Regions from separate parts of the Homo sapiens genome. Here regions 2 and 3 are each linked to region 1. Evidence: chromatin contacts called from ENCODE Hi-C or POLR2A ChIA-PET data. All regions are on one chromosome and are shown on one strand. The core of a region is the stretch at or near the end of the contact, and the rest is flanking DNA. Distances in the headings are between cores, read along the strand shown.

Region 1 (2,884 bases), core at 121-2,620:
AGATGAAAATATGTAAAAGGGGGGGAGCCCATTAACCTGCCAATATGAGCCCAAATGAAAAAAAGTGTGTCAACATACACCTGCCATTCTCGACACAATTCTTTTTAGTAGCTATCACATTTCTTCTACACACACACATACACACACAAAACATACTTGGGGTTCCTTGACATTATCTTACGTAGAAAATTACTAAGCAAATAATCAATTTGACTAAGTAGGGGGGCTTATCGTTTTCTCCCTATTCAAATTAATGAAAAAGATAAAAAAACTTTTATCTATAAAGATGATTCTTGGTTCCACAATGCTTCTTAACAGAAATAGTTTAAACAATAATCATTTTAAAAAATAACAGCTAAGCATTGTACATTTTTAAAAAATAGTATTTTCGTTTGTACAAATATCAATGGGTCCCATTCATCATTCAAGTACCTTTTCAAACAGGATCTAAGTTTGTAATGTTAGGTAATAGGCATATAGGCTGAAGCCGGACTGCCAAGATTACAATTGCTGGCTCTGTCCTTAATATAACTTTGGGCATCTTTCTTCCTTTCTCTGCTTCATCTATAAAACGAAAACAGTAACAACTCCCACCTAAGTGTCGTTGTGATAACTAAATGAAATAGTGTGTGTAATGTGCCAAGGAATTTCTGGAGCTACCAAGCACTTAAACTAAGTTCTAACTAAGTTTGGTTACTTTCACGTTATAAAGGAATTTTTAGGAATCACCTAGGCACTCTCCTAAAGTCTCAAAATAACTTAATACAGTACTTCTAAGGAGTTCAAGTGCCTCCTTATCTGGGACGCCATCTCAGATGCTCTTCAAATGAAAGGGACCCTGCAAATGAAAGTTAACTTTTTCCATTTTTTAAATAATCCTTCGCAGGAATCTGAAGCACGCGACACTCACGGGCCATTCAGCTCCGCCTCTCCAGGGAACAAGAAGGTTAACTGAGTAACGTGGTCACGGAGCAACCCCGAGTCGCTGCGGCTGCTTAGTAGTCACTCAGGATGGGGATGGTACAGGGGACCATTAACTGGCCCGGCAGGAAAAGTTTCCCGGTGAGGTGACGATGGACAAGAGTCGCCCCATCGTAAGCGAAAGTGGACTGAGAGGAAGCACAAACGCATGGACTCAACCAGCTCGCCCAGATTCACCCTCAGGCCTTTTGCCATCTGAAAAGGGCCTATCGGATGCGCGACATCACGAGTGACGCGTAGTCATTTTCCCACGTCCCGTCCCTGCCCCCTCCTAGTGGGACGCAGTGGGCGCGCACGCGCAGCTCCGCTTCCGGGAGCCGCTCCTCGCTACCCACTATGCTCTGCGACATCGACCTGTCGCAAAGGCCGCGTTTGCGGGGCCAATGAGCGACTCGCTTTCCGTGCGGTGCGGCGAGTGAGGCCCCGGTCTTCCTCCTCGTCCTGCCGCAGGGCCAGAACCCCTGACGGTATTCAGCTGCGCGTAAGTCTGGCCGGTGCCATCTGTCTCCGCAATGCCCCCCAAGAAACAGGCTCAGGCCGGGGGCAGCAAAAAGGCGGAGCAAAAAAAGAAGGAGAAGATTATCGAAGTGAGTACCCACCCCTCCCCCACTCACGCCGCGAGCCCTCCGGAAAGCCACTTCCCCGCTCCGGGCTTCCCTGGGAGCCGGCTCGCTTCCTCGGGCCACGTGTTCCTCCCTTAGGCCTGTGTGGCCCACTGCCCCTTCTCCAGCCCCTGATGACGCTAGCTCTCTCATTACTATAGTGACGCTGCTGGCGCCCCCGCACCTGGGCTTTGCCTCTCCGCCCACACGCCCGTGTTCACCCACCCATGCACCCGGGTGCGAAATGACCCCTCGGGACTGGCACAGGGTTTTATCCTTCGCTAGTCCTCTCAGAATTGAGGAGATTTTCCAAGGTTATGTGTGAAGAAATACGCTGAACGGTCTCGGGCCAGCGTCTTTCTGGAAGACCGACTCATGACGAGTCTTTGTGTTCGTTATTTCTTTACCCGTCACCCAGGGATGGTACTGTTAGTTCTTTTGAACCAACAAATTACGACTTGGTGGCTTTTTCGATCCACCTCTGAAATGTTTAAAGTCCCATAAAGAATGGAAGGACTTTCCGTCACAACCCAGGGTCTTGAACGCAGAGCTTGGTACTTACATTCTGAAGTGGATTAAATAGGATAACGCCTTAAAAGAGATTAGGTTTCAGTGTCACTAATTGTGTGAAGTCCCGTAACCCAGTTTGAGATATATGTGTGTGTGTGCGCGTGTATATATGTATACATCTATGTGTGTGTATATGTGTATATATGTGTGTGTATATATATTCGTTTAACACATTGAGCCTGTAGCCCTTTAATGGCCAAGGAACGCTATTGACGTTCTTACATGTTGTGCACTTGTTTTCCAACAACTGAATTGAGTTTCCTTAAAAGATGAACCATATTTGACATTACGTAAACATACCATACAGACCCCAACGAGGTATTTCTTCCCTCGATTTCTGCTATTAATCCTCCTCATAATTAAATAGGACCTCTTGTACTTTGGATATAATTAGAAAAAGCCATGACCATTTTACCGCATAAGGTGTAAAGTCTGCTCATTGGATTTAAGAAAATGCTTAAGAATTTTGCTATACTTGGCCAGGTTCCAACTTTGGAGGAGAACTGGTATTCTTATTGCCAATTTGTACAGTTTAAAACTGTCATGAAGTACTATAGCCAGACACTTAAAAACAAAATATTACCTTCACATCTGTGTTTTCTATTACCTTATTTGAACAATCTGGATTCGTGGCACTTAGGTAAATTTCAGGGGTTGCTGATCGGATGGCATTCACTTTTATGAAAACCAAGGACATTTTAGGGATGTCGTTTTCCTCGAGATTGGACCCT
Region 2 (2,884 bases), core at 202-2,701, 510 kb before region 1:
CTTTATCTTGTTAACAATTAAGAGAAGAGGTATTGGTGTTTTTTGTATATGCAACTATAACTATTCTAACATTTACAAAACATTGGGAACAAGACATATAGTTCCTTTTTCTCTTTTGTGTTAAAATATGTGGGCTTTGCTTTTTAAAGGATTTTTAAAGTATTAATTGATTCATAAGAAATATTTGTAACATTTCATTAGTTTGATACTTTTAAGTCCTTGTTTGGAGTTAACATAAGTATTTATGTGTGTATGTGTGTGTATATCTGAGAGAGATAAATAGAGAGAGAAAGAAAGAGAGATTCTAAGTGTCTCTAACTTTGTTTTTAGTTTTCTTTTGCTATATTCTAGCTTTGTGTGTTATAGTCATAGAATAGTGTCTATACTGTGATTTATCAGAATTTTGGAGTGTCTAAAAATGAGATAATTTTTAAAGTGTTACACTTACATAACTTCAAAGAAAGGACAAAACAGAAGTTATAGAGAATGTTATGAAAACATGGGATACAACTACAGCACTGCAGTGGAAATTTGTTTTAAATATTTTCATTTCTAAAAACAAAAAATGAACGCAAATTAATTACATACTTAATTCAAGAAGATAGTTTTAAAAAAACAACCAAATGAACCTAAGAAAATTTGATGAAACTAATTACTAAAGAGAAATACAAACATTAAAAATTAGAAAATAATAAAAAGTTTACAAATAATAAATAAAACCAAATGTTGACTGTTGGCAATAAAAGCAAACCATAAGATTAAAAAAAAACCATTAGTTCACCTAATCAAAAAAACACAAAAAGCAAAAATATGCAAAATGAAAAGAAGCAACATTTTAATTTGATAGGAAAAGAACATTCTTAAATGTACTTATTCTTCATTCAGGGTGAATATGAGATGATAGTCTACTGAAAAGAAACACAATATTCTATAATTATCCAGAACATCAAATAAGATATCTTCTTAAACTCAGTTACATCAAATGCCTCACGTTCTGCAGTGTTTACTTGTATTCATGGCTTAAGGCAATATATAAAGTTGAGACTACAGAGAGAGTCTCAGGAAATGTAATAAAGTGTGGGTCAGATAATGCTAAAGTAAAAAAGTATTAATTTTCCTAAATGTGTAAGAGTCATGTGATTCAGCTGGGATATATCAAGGAAACAATGAACTTAATTATGGGCAGCACTAACCTCCTCACACTTTATCTAGATAGGCTCAGTCCTGGAAGCTGTCGTATGTCTTGAATTTATAATTGCCTTGAATAGGAAAAAACAGCTTTATTTCATTTAAAAATTAAAAGGATAGAAAACACCACTCTATGACTAAGAACAGGGCTCAGCCTGATCTTAACTTGTGTTCCAGAAACCTCCTGGTTTCAGAAGTGAAGAGCTGGAGTGTTGTCAGTGCTTCTGTGAATATATGACATTGCTGTAAATCATATGGCATTAAATACTCCAGAACCAATTGCTCAAGCCATTTAGAAGTCCACGTAATCTAAACAAACTTAGACTGATATTAAGCTGCCCATTTTTCTTCACCCTCTGCCTATAATGAAGAGACCACAAATTCCATTTTGCTGAGTCCCTCCCATGAGGCTGAGGCTGTGTCAGCAAACATCTGCACCTAAAAATAACAACAATAAATAGGTAAACCCTGAGAAATGCTGACAAAAAATTATAAAGCTCATAAAAAATTATCATTAAATGCTGATTTTATTAAAAAATTTAATGCTGATTTAAAAAATGATAATTTTTTAGCAGCAAAGAATGACTGCCCTCCAGTCAACACAAAACTATGCTCAACACATACACACCCACACACAGAGCTAATTAAGAGTAACAGCTTTCAGAACATTTTAGCCTGTGGCTCTATTAAGTATTGGCTACAGCAAGGCATGAGTGCAGAGTGCCTTTTACTTATTTCAGTCATGTAATCATCGGATGGGTTCTTCCTGCCCAGTGCACAGACAAATCAATCCACTGAGACTACAGCATTACAGTAGAGAACTGGTTTAATTGATGTGAGGCTGGCCCACATGAGAGAATTGAAGTTACCACTCATATCATAGCTAGGGAATGGGTGCTCTTTACTGACTGACGATGAAATCATAGGGGTGTGGAAAGTGGTACTCATATGCTGAGTACACCTCTGGGTGGGGCTACAGGATCAGTTGAGTCATGAATCTGGGTGGGAACAGTCTGAAAGGTATCTCAAAAAACCATTTTTAGCTTCTACAATAGTGATGTTATCAATAGGAGTAACTGGTCAAGCCACAAATCTTGTGACCTCTGGCCACATAACTCCTGAGCAGTAAAGGATTATAGACACTATGCCTACATCTTAGCAGAGTCCAGGCCCCTCCCATGATCCTATTCTTGCGACTTTTCATTAGTTTCACAAGGGTGGTTTTGGGTCTCTGAGCAAAGAGAAGAGTAGTTTTAGGAGGGGGTATTATTGTTGTTGTTTTCAAGTTAAACTGTAAACTAAATTCCTCCCAAAGTTAGCTTGGCCTATGCACAAGAATGACCAAGGACAGCTTGGGGGTCAGAAGCAAGATGGAGTCAACTATGTCAGATATCTCTCAGTAGAAAGTTCACAAAAGCAGCTTCACTAGACTGTGAACTTAGGAGAAATATTCCACATGTTGCAAAAGAAATGTTTCAGGTCAAAGCTGAGATAAATATTCAAAAAATAAGTTAATGAAGTCGCCTAGATGAATTCATGGAGCAGAATCAATAGAGGCCCCAAAACAAACAAACAAAAAAAAACAGGTAATACAAAACCTGGATGAATACTGCTGAAGAACTTCTGCCAAGGTGCTTCTGGTAACATTTATATGTTCGAGGTGCTAATGTGTTTATGGTGTTTGAACATTTTCAGT
Region 3 (2,884 bases), core at 224-2,723, 290 kb after region 1:
TCCTCAAGGAACTTTCAATCACGCCAGAAGGTGAAGGGGGAACAGGCCTGTCACATGGTGAAAGTAGGAGAAAGAAAGAAAGAGAGAGAAAATGGAGGCGATGCGGGGAGGGTGCGGGCGTGGGTGCCATATACTTTTAAGTGACCAGACCTTGTGAGAACACACTCACTCTCATAAAAACAGCACCAAGCCACAAGGGATTCACCTCCATGATCCAAACACCTCCCACCAGGCTAAGAATTACAATTCGACATGAGATTTAGGCAGGGACAAATATCCAAACTCTATCAGACCCAAAGAAGAATATTCTGAGACATATTATGATCAAATTGTCAAAAATCAAAGATAGAATCTTGACAGCACCAAGAGAAAAGTGCCTTATTACACACAAGGGAACCTTCATAAGACTATCAGCAGACTTTTCAACAAAACCCTTGCAAGCCAGGAGGAAGTAAGATAACATATTCAAAGTGCAAAACAAAAAAAACAAACTGTCAATAAGTAATACTATAACTGGCAAAGCTGTCCTTCACATATGAAGGACAGAGAGACATTCCCTGACAAAGAAAACCTGAGAGACATCATCACCAGTAGACCTGCCTTACAAGAAATAATGAAGTTCTTAGAGTTGAAACAAAAGGATGCTAAATAGCAACATGAAAACATATGAAAGTACAAATGTTTCTCAACTTATAATGGGGAAACATCCTGATAAACCCATCATAAAGTCACAAAATTATAAGTCAAACCAATGTAAGTTGGGGACCATCTGTACAAAATTCACTGGTAAAGGTAAATATTTAGTGAAATCCAGTATACTCTAATACTGTAATAATGGTGTGTAAATGACTTTTAATTCTAGTACAAAAGTTAAAAGACCAAAGTATTAAAAATAACTGTAACTACAATTTGCTGATAAATAAACAAAATAGAAAGATGTAAAATATAACATCAATAGCCTAAAATGTGGTGAGGAGCGAAATAGAAGTGTGGGTTTTGTATGCTATTGAACTTAAGCTTTTAGTTCAAAATAGAATGTTATAACAATAAGATGTTTCGTAAAAGTCCTGTGGTGAACACAAAGAAAAAATAAACCTCTAGTGAATACACAAAGATAACAACAAAAAAAAACCAAAGCATGCACTTCAAAAATCTAACAAATTACAAAGGAGGAAGAAAAGAATGGTATAATGGAAAAAAGGAATGATGAAACAATTAGTAAACAACAAAATGGCAAAAGTTCTTACATATTGATTATTACTTTACATGCAAATGAATATATTTTCCAATCAAAAGACACAGTGTTTAAATGGATTAAAAAATATGATCTCAGTTGGAAAAAAAATGGCAGATAGGAGACAGGACTAACTTCAGCTCCCACTCAGAGCAGTGTGTGGAGGCTCACACTGTGAACTTTTGCTCCAAGGATTAGTGCAGTAACATACCAAGAAAGCCAGAGACTCCACAAGCCCTTTGAAGGAAGCGGCTTGCTGTTGCAGGTTCTGTGAGACAGCCAAAAGAATGTGAGTATTCAAAGTGTAAAAGAGGGAACATCCACCCCCAAACACACATCCTCACTGGGAAACCTAAAGGTTCAGATCACAGGAGAAGAATTTGACCTTACCTGGCGCTGAGACAAATTTAGAGAGCTGAGAAAAATATGGGGGTAGAAGAAGCACAGGGAAGAGTCCTGTGGGCACTCTCAGTCCCCAGGGAAGCCATTTCTGACTTTATTTCATAGGGGTCCTTGGGGAGGGCTGGCAGTGGAACTGGGGAAAGATGAAAGATTCAGGAAACATTCAGCTGAACTTTGTAACAATTTCAACTCAAGGTGAAGGTTCCTGGACAGAAACTGGGGGAGGGAGTGACCTGGAGTACAAATATGAACACAGAAGCTGCAGAAGGTAGGGAGGCATGAAACCTGAAAGCCCTGTTTACTTTCTCAGCAGGGAGGCTTGTAGCCTGGGGCAAGTTCTCAGCCCTGCTCACTGGCTGCCTGGAAATAAACTCAGTGTGGTTAGGGGGACACAGTGGGAGTGAGACTAGCCTTTCCAGCTGCATGGGAGCTGTGTGAGTCCTGTCACTGCTGGCTTTCCTGCACTTCTCTGGTGACCTGTATGATATGACAGAGGCAGCCATAATCTCCCTGGGAATGTAACTTCATCAGCCTGAGAACCACACTCCAATCCTCCACAACAGCCTAAGCATGCCCTGCCCAAGGAGAGTCTGAGCTCAGACACACCAGACCCTGCTCCCACCTGATGGTCTTTCTCTACCCGCTCTGGTAGCTGAAGACAAAGGACATAATTTCTTGGAAGCTCTGTGGCCCCACCCACCACCTGAGACACCCAAATACTTACCCAGGTGACCTTAGGGCAAGCTTGTATACTCCCTGTAATACTGCAGCTGATACTCTCTTGAAAGCACCACCTCCTTGCTGGAGGCCAACCAACACAAAACCAGTGCACTAAGCAAAAATACAACCAAGGACTCTCACAGAGTCCACTTCACTCCCCTGCTACATGCGCTGGAACAGGTTCTGGTATCCACGACTGAGAGACCTGAAGATGGATCACATCACATGACTCTTTGCAGACACTCCACAGAACCAGCCCAGAGCCCACTAGCTCTGCTGTGTGGCTGGATCCAGAAGAGAAACAACAATCACTATAGTTGAGCTCTCAGAAACCCCCATCCCCAGGGGAATGGGGAGAGTACCACATCCCCATAAGACAAAAGAATTCAAACAGCAGCTCTTGAGCACCGTATCTTCCTTCTGACATAGTCTACCCAAATGAGAAGAAACCAGAAAAACAATTCTGGTAATATGAAAAAACAAGGTTATTTAACACCCCCAAAAGATCACAATAACTCAGTAGCAATG

The links. A loop is a pair of places that touch in the nucleus more often than their neighbours do. ChIA-PET counts read pairs that join two places held with the same protein, here RNA polymerase II (POLR2A). Pooled maps may share reads with other maps.
Region 2: a map of mammary epithelial cell shows a loop between it and region 1 (2.6-fold over the local background). The contact joins the enhancer-like site here to the promoter of ZC3H15 in region 1. A Hi-C loop is called at or near these places in 1 of 168 maps with a recorded cell type or tissue (mammary epithelial cell) and 1 of 50 pooled maps. POLR2A ChIA-PET finds 5 or more read pairs at or near these places in 1 of 52 experiments (activated T-cell).
Region 3: a map of PC-9 shows a loop between it and region 1 (6-fold over the local background). The contact joins the enhancer-like site here to the promoter of ZC3H15 in region 1. A Hi-C loop is called at or near these places in 3 of 168 maps with a recorded cell type or tissue (Caco-2, PC-9 and Panc1) and 2 of 50 pooled maps. POLR2A ChIA-PET finds 5 or more read pairs at or near these places in 1 of 52 experiments (WTC11).

The regions. Positions count from the first base shown.
Region 1 is chr2:186,484,890-186,487,773 of GRCh38, forward strand. It overlaps ZC3H15 (zinc finger CCCH-type containing 15), which reads left to right and starts at 1,371. Exons shown (of 10, transcript NM_018471.3): 1 at 1,371-1,568. The coding sequence starts at 1,494. LOC105373785 (a long non-coding RNA gene) reads right to left here and starts at 1,111. Exons shown (of 2, transcript XR_001739147.3): 1 at 911-1,111. RefSeq lists an enhancer at 1,001-1,480.
Region 2 is chr2:185,977,805-185,980,688 of GRCh38, forward strand. No RefSeq gene overlaps it. Among named protein-coding and RNA genes, the nearest start is that of LINC01473, 110 kb to the right of the region's middle. Within about 2 kb of position 1,452, at least 3 of the 41 ENCODE cell types and tissues checked have a DNase peak (open chromatin) inside an H3K27ac peak, as active enhancers do; they include mammary epithelial cell, where a contact is called at or near this core.
Region 3 is chr2:186,770,087-186,772,970 of GRCh38, forward strand. No RefSeq gene overlaps it. Among named protein-coding and RNA genes, the nearest start is that of FAM171B, 77 kb to the left of the region's middle. Within about 2 kb of position 1,474, at least 4 of the 41 ENCODE cell types and tissues checked have a DNase peak (open chromatin) inside an H3K27ac peak, as active enhancers do; they include PC-9, where a contact is called at or near this core.